2 separate regions of the Homo sapiens genome follow, and region 1 is linked to region 2. A link is a contact called in ENCODE Hi-C or POLR2A ChIA-PET data. All regions are on one chromosome and are shown on one strand. The core of a region is the stretch at or near the end of the contact, and the rest is flanking DNA. Distances in the headings are between cores, read along the strand shown. Region 1 holds the start of CAMTA2 (calmodulin binding transcription activator 2). Region 2 holds the start of CRK (CRK proto-oncogene, adaptor protein).

Region 1 (4,733 bases), core at 2,211-4,710, 3.5 Mb after region 2:
GCTGGGATTACAGGCGTGAGCCACTGTGCCTGGCAGGAGTTTCAGATTCTTTAGCCTGACTCCAAGGTTCTTCCCAACAAGGGATCAAACTTTCACTGTTCCCACTATTTACCCATATTGCTCCTACAATTCCTGCCAGATGGATCCATTGATTCCTTCCTGAACATGCTTTGAATAGTTACCTCCTGCATGTTAGTGCCCTACAAGGCAGGTACCATGTGCACACCTCTCCATATCTGGAAATCATAGCCATTCTATAAACCAAACCCCTTTTCAGATGCTCCATGAAGCCCTGCTGACCACACTGGACCTTCCTAAACGCTCTATAGCACTTACAACAATCACACATACACACATACACGCATCGTTTTACTGACAGTCCTCTTCTGACATCAAATTGATAAATATCAACAACCAACTACATACAAGGCAGTAAGTATGCAGAATACAGAAAATGTGTAACACAAGGACTGTGCCTCCTCCAGAAAGAGCCAGTATCAGTGGTGGTTAATAACAAAGGTTCCAGCCGGGCGTGGTGGCTCATGCCTGTAATCCTAGCACTGTAGGAGGCCGAGATGGGCGGATCACTAGGTCTAGAGTTCGAGACCAGCCTGGCCAACATAGTGAAACCCCATCTCTACTAAAAATACAAAAATTAGCCAGGTGTGGTGGCGTGCCTGTAGTCCCAGCTACTCCGGAGGCTGAGGCAGGAGAATGGCGTAAACCTGGGAGGCAGAGCTTGCAGTGAGCCGAGATCGCGCCACTGCACTCCAGCCTGGGCGACAGAGCGAGACTCCATCTCAAAAAAAAAACAAACAAAAATTAGCCGGGCGTGGAGGCACATGCCTGTAATCCCAGCTACTTGGGAGGCTGAGGCAGGGGAATCACTTGAATCCAGGAGGCGGGGGTTGCAGTGAGCCAAGATCGCGCCATTGTACTCCAGCCTGGGCAACAAGAGCGAGACTCCGTCTCAAAAAAAAAGGCCCTGGAGTAAGTTAGATAAACTATGAGGTAAATCAGTTTCCTCATCAATAACATAGGAGCAATAACAGGGCTTGCTCTATAGAACCGTTAGAGGATTAAATGAGACAAGGCAGGCCAAATGTTTAGCACGGTGCCCAGTATGTAAGGAATACTTTACTGGCAGTAGCTTTTGTTTTTACCCAGGTGGCTATGCCACAGAAAAGAGGGCTCCTTCAAGATCCATGTCTTTTTGTTTTTGTTTTTGAGACGGAGTCTCACTCTGTCACCCAGGCTGGAGTGCAGTGGCGTGATCTCAGCTCACTGCAGCCTCCGCCTCCCTGGCTCAAGTAATTCTCCCGCCTCAGCCTCTCGAGTAGCTGGGATTACAGGCGTACATCACCACGCCTGGCTGCTTTTTGTATTTTTAGTAGAGACGGGGTTCCACCATGTTTGCCAGGCTGGTCTTGAACTCCTGACCTCAGATGATCCACCCGCCTCAGCCTCCCAAAGTGCTGGGATTACAGGCATGAGCCACCATGCCCGGCCAAGATCCATGTTTTTATACCTCTCCTAGGATCCCCAAAGAGCTTAGAATGGTGCTCTGCACTTAGGAGTGTTGACAGACACGGAAAGACCCCCCACTCACCCTCCTCCAGCCTACTAGGTCTTGCTGGGCCCCAACCCCCAGCCTCCCTAGAAAACCTCATTTGTATTCCACCGTAGCCTCTCTGGAGGCAGCAGCGGGCAGCGAGGAAGACACTCCAGCAGCTTCTTGGGGAGAAAGATCTTCAGGTGGTGGCTGTTTTCTAAAGGGAATTAGAAGGGAGGGTTTAGTGTGCTACCCTGGGGCATCCCTGTGATAGTCCAAGGGGAAAGGGCTGAAGGCAATACAGAGCACTGGGGAAAACTGAAACCTCACTAAGGAGAACAGAAAATCCAAGAATTAGAGGGCCACTAAAGCGTGGGGAGAACGAAAGGCTGTGGCCACATTGGGAACCTGGTTTGTGAACTTACCAGCAACCTCGGTGGTGTCCTTGGTATTCATGGTGAGGGCTCCAGGGGGCAAGGTCACCCCCGGCCTGAGGGGCCGGGGGGAGGGGGAGTCTGTGCTGGGAAGGGAGAGAACAAGGTCATGGCAGAAGCCCCCACATTAATCCAGGATGAGAAGTATGAGGTAGGGAGTGGGTATAGAACTGGGTCATAGTATCTGGGAAGGATGAGGAAAGGGAGGGAGGGGCTGACTGTGATGTGACAGTAGAAGAGAGAACAACACACAGTGCCCGGAGCCAATATGAGTGAGCAGACTGGACAGGAAGAGTGAGCAGGAAGAAATGGGTTGGGGTGGGGGAGCGGGGAGAAGACTGGCAGGGCTTGGGCCTCAGAGGCCCTAAACCTTGAGCTTTTGCACAGACTGGGGCTATGGTTGGGTCAGGTCCTGGGGGTTGGGACTCAGGCCATCCGGTCCTTGGAGGATGGTTTGGCAAGAGAGCCTGGATCCTGGGGGCAGGGCAGGAGATTCTACCTCCGGTAGAAGCTAGGCCTTTAGAAGACACGCCCTGAGTTCCTTCTCTGTTTGATTTTTCCAAGGGGAAGGGCAGATCTGATAACTGAACCTAACCTATTCTCTCCTCCAGGTTGGTTAGGACCTGATAGAATCTGGGCCAGACACCCAGATTCCCACCCTCAGGACAACCCACCCTCCGGCTGACAGCCCTCTCTACGTAGCTCCCTCTCCCCAAACGCCTCTGCCTCCCCTGGCCTCCAGGCCTAGCCTACCCCATCTACCGCTCTGGCTCCAGCCTGAGCCCCCCGCCCTCCTCGGGGAACAGATGGGAGCTGGCGGAGGCTCTCAGCACGGGCTCCGCCAGGTGTCCAGGATGGAGATGGGAGGAGGCCCGTCGGGCTCGGCTATGTGCAGTGAAGCTGGGGTTGGGGTAAGGACTCCGCCCCAGGGCGCAGGTGCGCAGTCCTGGCTAGGCAGCCTGCCAGGGTGCGGAGCGGGAGCGGGTCCTTGGGCTGCACTTGGGCGGCGCCGGATCGGACGCTTGGCACTCTGGGCGGCCCCCCGGCGGAGTGGTGGTCCCAGGAGAACCTCCGAGGTGGGAGGGTCCCGCCCGCATAGAGGGATGTTCTGGAGAAGCCGGGAGCAGAGTCCGCGGGCACGCGGTGGGCGAGGGACAGTGCAGGTGCCGGGTGCGGGGGTCTCCGGGACAGTCCCCGGCACGCGCTGGTCCGCCGTGGGGCCCTGCGGTGAGCGGCGCCCCCTGGCGCGGGGGAGGAGGACGGAAGCGGGAGGTGAGGGCGAACCGGGAAGAGGGACGGTGGTCCCTGGCGCGGCGCTCCGCGTCGGGACCTGGAGGAGCTGCGCCCTCTGGCGCGGGGGCGGAGAGGCGGGCGAGAGGCCCTGGCTCTTACCTCCCGGGGTCCCGCGGGTGACGGCGGCAGCGGCCATTCTACCCCACACCGACCCCCCCCAGCGCCGGCTGACAGCGGCGTCTAACGTCACTGCGCACGGGGCGGGGCCTCCCAATTAAGGGGATGAGGGTCAGGAAGGGAACCTGGGGTCAGCACACGTGGAGTTCTGGGTGGGGCGCTGGGCAGAGGGACTCGGCTTCTAGGGCTCTGAGCCAGGCCGAGGGACAGACTGCTGGGAAGTCCCCAAAAGGGCAGCAGCACTGAGGGGCAGGATTCCAGGGTCCTGGAGGCGGAAGCTCGGCCGACTGACTCCCAGTTCGAGAGAACGGGGCGGGGGCAGCCCACCAGTGCTGGAACCCGAGGGGCCGGGCGAGGAACGCTGGACTGGGAGCAGGACCCTTCTCGCCTCGGACAAGACTCCTTGTCTGGGGACCCAGCCCGACTTCATTGTAGCTGGGTCCTCGAGAAAGCGAAAGGAGCCCTCCTTCCCCATTGGCCTCTCCATCGCTGCATCCCAAGAAGAAAGACAACTCGGGCTCCACTTGCTTGCTTTTTAATAACAGAGCAGAGAGAATACAAGGCCAGGAGCGGGGCCTGGAGGAAAACAGGACTTGGGGTGCTCCTGTGAGAGCGGTGGGTTGAGATGGGAGCCCACGGGGGCTGTTAATGCCTAGTTCAGAGGATGGGAAAGGCAGTTGGAGAGACGAAGGAAGGGGAAACGCCTTCATGTCAGCAATGAGGGTGACTCTAGTGACGGAACTAGTCTTGGGTCCCTGGGGCACCACTAGCCTCTCGGCATCGGTGGTTTCTCCTTACTCTTCAGACGCTGCCAACTCCATCCCCCAGGGATTGTGAAGGGGGTTCCTTCTGGCTGTGACAGTGCTGAACGAGGCCAGAGAGTGCAGCTGCCTGGAGGCACAAGCCTCCTCCTGATCCAGGGGGCTCCAGGGAGACCAAAGCAGCTGTCAAGATGAGAGAAATTGAAAAAGAAAATGGAAAAGTAGGTCTTCTTTCCAGATTTCCTAGTACCCAAGCTTAGGTACCTCGAAGTCTCTGGTTCTCACCTACGTTATTTTTGTTTCTCTCAAATCCAGCTCTCCAGCCTGGCTCTCAGCTTCTGCATCTCCATGCAAGACCAGAGACCCACATCACTCCCTCACTCCACCCAGTTCCACTCCAACAATACCTGGGCCCTGCCAGGAGTGAGAAAACGGTCCTCTTCCTGTGGATAGGTTGCTCTCTCCTCTTCCAGATCAGGGTATTCATTGGTGCTGGGGAATCCACAGCCCTCTTCGCCAAGCACCACTGGCTCAGATGCAGCCCCAGAGCTGCCCCACTGGGCCTTCTTCAGTCTG
Region 2 (4,718 bases), core at 589-3,088:
GCTGGTTATGGTGGCGGGTGCCTGTAATCCCAGCTACTTGGGAGACTGAGACAGGAGAATCGCCGTGAGCCGAGATTGCGCCACTGTGCTCCAGCGTGGGTGACAGAGCAAGACTCCGTCTTAGAAAAGAGTAAAATAAAAATTGGTGTGTGTTAACAAAGAGACTGCCTATCCAATTCTCTATTTCTGGCCGGAGCGAGTAAATCTAAATTAGAACTATTCTACAAGGGCAAGTCTACAAAGGACGGCTCAAGAGCTTCCTGATTCATATGAGACTAGTCTGAACCCATTCTCAGCTGGCCAAGAAGAAACTGCTTCGACTTGGCAACAGCGTGAAGGCACGAGGACTCCTGATGCTGTTACACAGGTACACATACAATGAGAACCCCAGAATTACTTTGTACCTCACAAATCTCCAGTACTAAGGGCATCTATCTATTCCCTTAAAACAGTCCCAAATCAACTCCAACGGCATCGGTAAGACAGTCAATCTCAGGGATCCCTCCCTGGCAAGGAAAACCCAGCGCAGGTAATTTATGTTCTTGGCGTAGAGTCTGTTCCCAATATCCAGGAAGACTCAGCCCGCAGCCCCATCTTACTGAGCAAGGTGACGCCCTGAAGTACACACCGACAATGTTTAAGTCCAAGGAAAATGAAGTTCCAGTCACTTACAGGGAAGGGTCTGTTTCCATTGCCTCACTTCTGGTTTATTTTGTGGAATAAAATGTCTTTCCTCCACTAAACACTTTGAAAACCAGAACTCTCTAACGGCGGACAGTCTTCTGGACGCTTAGATCTCTTGCACATAGCCAGGCATCGCCTTAAACTGGGTTGGGCTGGTCACTGAAGGCTTTCTGCTACCACTATTTCTTCTAGCACTTAGTTCACCACCTTCGTCCTCCACGGGGGAAGAGAACGGTACAAAGATTTTGGAAAAATGCCCAAGAAAGGAAAAAATTGACCGGTTTCCTGAGGGTGTCTCCATCCCTCCCGGCCAGTATGTGGTGACTTCCTACCAAAGGCCACCAGGGGAGCACGGCCAAACCCGGCTCTCCAACACGGCAGGAAACGTTTCCAGCCTAAAAGCCACTTGTAGGATTATCGGATTCATTCTGGGCGCCGCTGCCAAGTGATGCCCCCGCAGTGCCAACATCTCCCTCAGCTCTTTGTCCCCACGTTGCCTTGCCCTGCCCTACCCTTGCGCCTGGCCCGGGAGCCAGCCCCACCCTGGGGCCGAAGCAGTTCCCCTTCCCCGCGGCTGCCCTCCCCAGGCACACCCCGGGGCCTCGGTCCGCGGCTCCTCCTCCCCCACACTCCTGCTCCCCGGGTGAGAGCGAGCCCGAGCAGCCGGCGGGCCCCTGCCACGGTCACCCAGCCCTCTGCCCACGACCCCCGAGGGTCCGCTCTCGAGGACCAGCCAGCCAGGCTGGGAGTTCCGCGGCCCTCACCCCGCCCAGGGCCCGCCGTCCCGTCAGTCCCTCACCGGGCGGAGGCTGGGCGGGCGACGGTGGCACCGGCGGGCGCGGGCCGCTGCTGTTGATGATGTAGTGGGAGACGCGCGAGTTCTCTGAGACGCTGAGCACATAGTCCCCGGGGCTGGTGCTCGAGTCCCGCACCAGGAACACCCCGTGCCGCTGGCCCTGCAGCAGCGCCACCGCCTCCTGCCGACTCAACCTCCCCCAGTACCAGCTACTCCGCTCCTCCGAGTCGAAGTTGCCCGCCATGGCTGCCTCCGCGCCTAAACGCTGGGGTGCCGCCGCCGCGCGCGCCCCTCCGGCCCCCGGCGCCCGCCGCCCAGCGGACCGGCTCCGGTTTCAGCTTCACAGCAGCGCCCGAAATGGCGGCGGCAGCCGCGGGCCTCCCCCTCCGGAAATGACGCGCTCCCTGCCCGAGGGAGGCTGCCGGGAAGGGGCCCGCGGCCCGCCATTGGGAGAAGGGCAAGGCGCCCTCGCGCGCGCACTGCGCATGCGGATTCATGGGCGGTGCCGCCCTTCCCGGGCCCGGGCTGCGGGGGATGGGAGGCGGGGTCTAGGGCCCGAGGGGCGGGGCCTCGCAGCCTCCCGCAGAGACGCGCGCCTGCGCTGCGGACAGAGCGGTGCTTCTCGTCTGGGCCCCGGTTCCTGGACGACCTGGGACTTCTAGGCAGCGACTCCCAGACAGAATTGGAGGAGAAAAGATGCGTGTGGCCCTGGGGCCTGAGTTCTCGGCCAGGCTTCCTGCGATATCAGTCTGTTTCTTTTTTCTTTTTCTTTTTGAGACGGAGTCTTGTTCTGTCGCCCACGCTGGAGTGCAATGGCGCGATCTCGGCTCACTGCTCCCGGGTTCAAGCGATTCTCCTGCGTCAGCCTCCCGAGTAGCTGAGACTACAGGCGTGAGCCACCGCGCCCGGCTGTTTTTTGTATTTTTAGTAGAGACGGGGGTTTCACCATGTCGGCCAGGATGGTCTCAATCTCCTGACCTCAGGTGATCCGCCCGCCTCGGCCTCCCAAAGTGCTGGGATTACAGGCGAGAAACATCGCGCCCGGCCACGTCGGTCCGTTTCTGCTCGTTCCTCTAGCTTCTCCACAGACCAGCTGACGTTCTCATTTTCATTGATTCACCTAGGACATTGTTGTTGACACTCCACTTGCACTGCGGGTGCAAAGGTTATCATGGCTGGGCCCTGCACTCCTCGAACTCACAGACCAGTGAGAGGAACCAGGAAACTGGATGACAAAAGGATGACAAATGCTGACAAACGCTATCATGGGAAACGGACATGAACACAGAGCAGAGCCCCCACAGCCAGTCTATGGAGTAATCCAGGAGGGCTTCCCAGAGGAGGCAGCATGTGTTGACTGCTGAATGACAAATGGGGAAGGACATTCTTTCTTTTTTTTTTTTTTTTTTTTTTGAGATGGAGTCTCGCTCTGTCGCCCAGGCTGGAGTGCCTGGGCGTGATCTCGGCTCACTGCAAGCTCCGCCTCCCGGGTTCACGCCATTCTCCTGCCTCAGCCTCCCGAGTTGCTGGGACTGCAGGCACCCGCCACCACGCCCGGCTAACTTTTTGTATTTTTAGTAGAGATGGGGTTTCACCGTGTTAGCCAGGCTGGTCTCGATCTCCTGACCTTGAGATCCGCCCACCTCGGCCTCCCAAAGTGCTGGGATTACAGGCGTGAGCCACCGCACTCGGCGGGGAAGGACATTCAAAGCAAAGGGAGCAGAGTGTACCAAGCCACGTGAAGTACAGAGTTCTCTTCTCTTTTGAGGCTTTGGGGTCACCTGCCCAGATAATTCTAAACACTAAATTGTAGCCAGGGGCATCTCCTACTCTCACTGCCCTCATGATTGCCTCTGGACTGTGTTCCTACGAGTGTCGTGCTCGCTGGTGCTCTTTCGTCTGGCTGCCCCTAATCGCACTGCAAACAACTCCCACTGAGTTTTCTAAAATACAGATCTGGCCGGGCGCCGTGGCTCATGCCTGTAATCCCAACACTTTGGGAGGCTGTGGCTGGCAGATCACCTGAGGTCAGAAGTTCGAGACCGGGCTGACCAATATGGTGAAGCCCGGTCTCTACTAAAAATACAAAAATTAGCCAGGTGTGTTAGCGGGCGCCTGTAATCCCAGCTACTCAGGAGGATGAGGCAGGAGAATCGCTTGAACCCAGGAGGCGGAGGTTGCAGTGAGCCGAAATCATGCCACTGCACTCCAGCCTGGGTGACAGAGGGAGATCCTGTCTCAAAAATATATATATATGTATACAAATCTGAATGTGTTGCTACCTTGTGTAAAACTTTTAACAGTCTTCAGGTGTTCAAACTCCCAGTTTAGCTCAGAGCATAAAATTGGGCCACAGTCTCTCTCTCTCTTTTTTTTTTTTTTAGATGGATTCCTGCTCTGTTGCCCAGGCTGGAGTGCAGTGGCGTGATCTCGGCTCACTGCAATCTCCGCCTCCCGGATTCAAGCGATTATCCCTGCCTCAGCCTCCCGAGTAGCTGGGACTACAGGCACCCGCCACCACGCCCGGCTAATGTTTGTATTTTCAGTAGAGACGGGGTTTCACCATATTGGCCAGGCTCATTTTTTTTTAATTAAAAATTTTTTCTGGCCAGGCATAGTGGCTCATGCTTGTAATCCCAGCACTTTGGGAGGCCAGGAGGTCAGGAGTTCGAGACCAGCCTGGCCAACATGGCAAAACCTCATCTCTACTGAAAATACAAAAAATTAGCCGGATGTGCTGGCAGGTGCCTGAAGTCCCAGCTACTCGGGAGGCTGAGACAGGAGAATCACTTGAACCCGGGAGGCAGAGGTTGCAGTGAGGTGAGATCGCGCCATTGCACTCCAGCCTGGGCGACAGAGCGAGACTCCATCTCAAAAAACATTGTTTTTCTTTATAGCCGAGCGTGGTGGCACATCCAGCTATAGTCCCAGCTACTCAGGAACCTGAGGCGGGTGGATCACTTGAGCCCAGGAGTTCGAGGCTGTATTGAGCTATGATCATGCCACAGCACTTCAGCCCAGGTGACAGAGTGAGACCACCTCTCTAAAATAATAATCATCATTTTTTTAAGAGATGAGGTCAGCTGGTCGCTGTGGCTCACGCCAGTAATCCCAGCATTTTGGGAGGCTGAGGCAGGTGGATCACGAGGTCAGGAGATCGACACCATCCTGGCTAACACGGTGAAACGCGGTCTCTACTAAAAATACAAAAAAAATTAGCTGGGCGTGGTGGCGGGCG

What was found. Hi-C counts contacts between places; a loop is a spot of excess contacts on that map. ChIA-PET counts read pairs that join two places held with the same protein, here RNA polymerase II (POLR2A).
Region 1: a loop to region 2 is called in a map of transverse colon, with 27 times the contacts of the local background. The contact joins the promoter of CAMTA2 here to the promoter of CRK in region 2. A Hi-C loop is called at or near these places in 1 of 168 maps with a recorded cell type or tissue (transverse colon). POLR2A ChIA-PET finds 5 or more read pairs at or near these places in 1 of 52 experiments (MCF 10A).

What each region holds. Positions count from the first base shown.
Region 1 is chr17:4,984,215-4,988,947 of GRCh38, forward strand. CAMTA2 (calmodulin binding transcription activator 2) reads right to left here and starts at 3,461. Exons shown (of 23, transcript NM_015099.4): 1 at 3,379-3,461; 2 at 1,978-2,072; 3 at 1,666-1,769. The coding sequence starts at 2,008. It overlaps INCA1 (inhibitor of CDK, cyclin A1 interacting protein 1), which reads right to left. Exons shown (of 7, transcript NM_001394789.1): 6 at 4,565-4,730; 7 at 3,916-4,340. The coding sequence ends at 4,191. CAMTA2-AS1 (CAMTA2 antisense RNA 1) reads left to right here and starts at 3,530. Exons shown (of 3, transcript NR_187235.1): 1 at 3,530-4,011; 2 at 4,202-4,378; 3 at 4,473-4,733. RefSeq lists a silencer at 2,941-3,480.
Region 2 is chr17:1,454,394-1,459,111 of GRCh38, forward strand. It overlaps CRK (CRK proto-oncogene, adaptor protein), which reads right to left and starts at 1,839. Exons shown (of 3, transcript NM_016823.4): 1 at 1,484-1,839. The coding sequence starts at 1,724. RefSeq lists an enhancer at 1,008-1,993 and silencers at 1,258-1,387, 1,498-1,557, 1,648-2,147.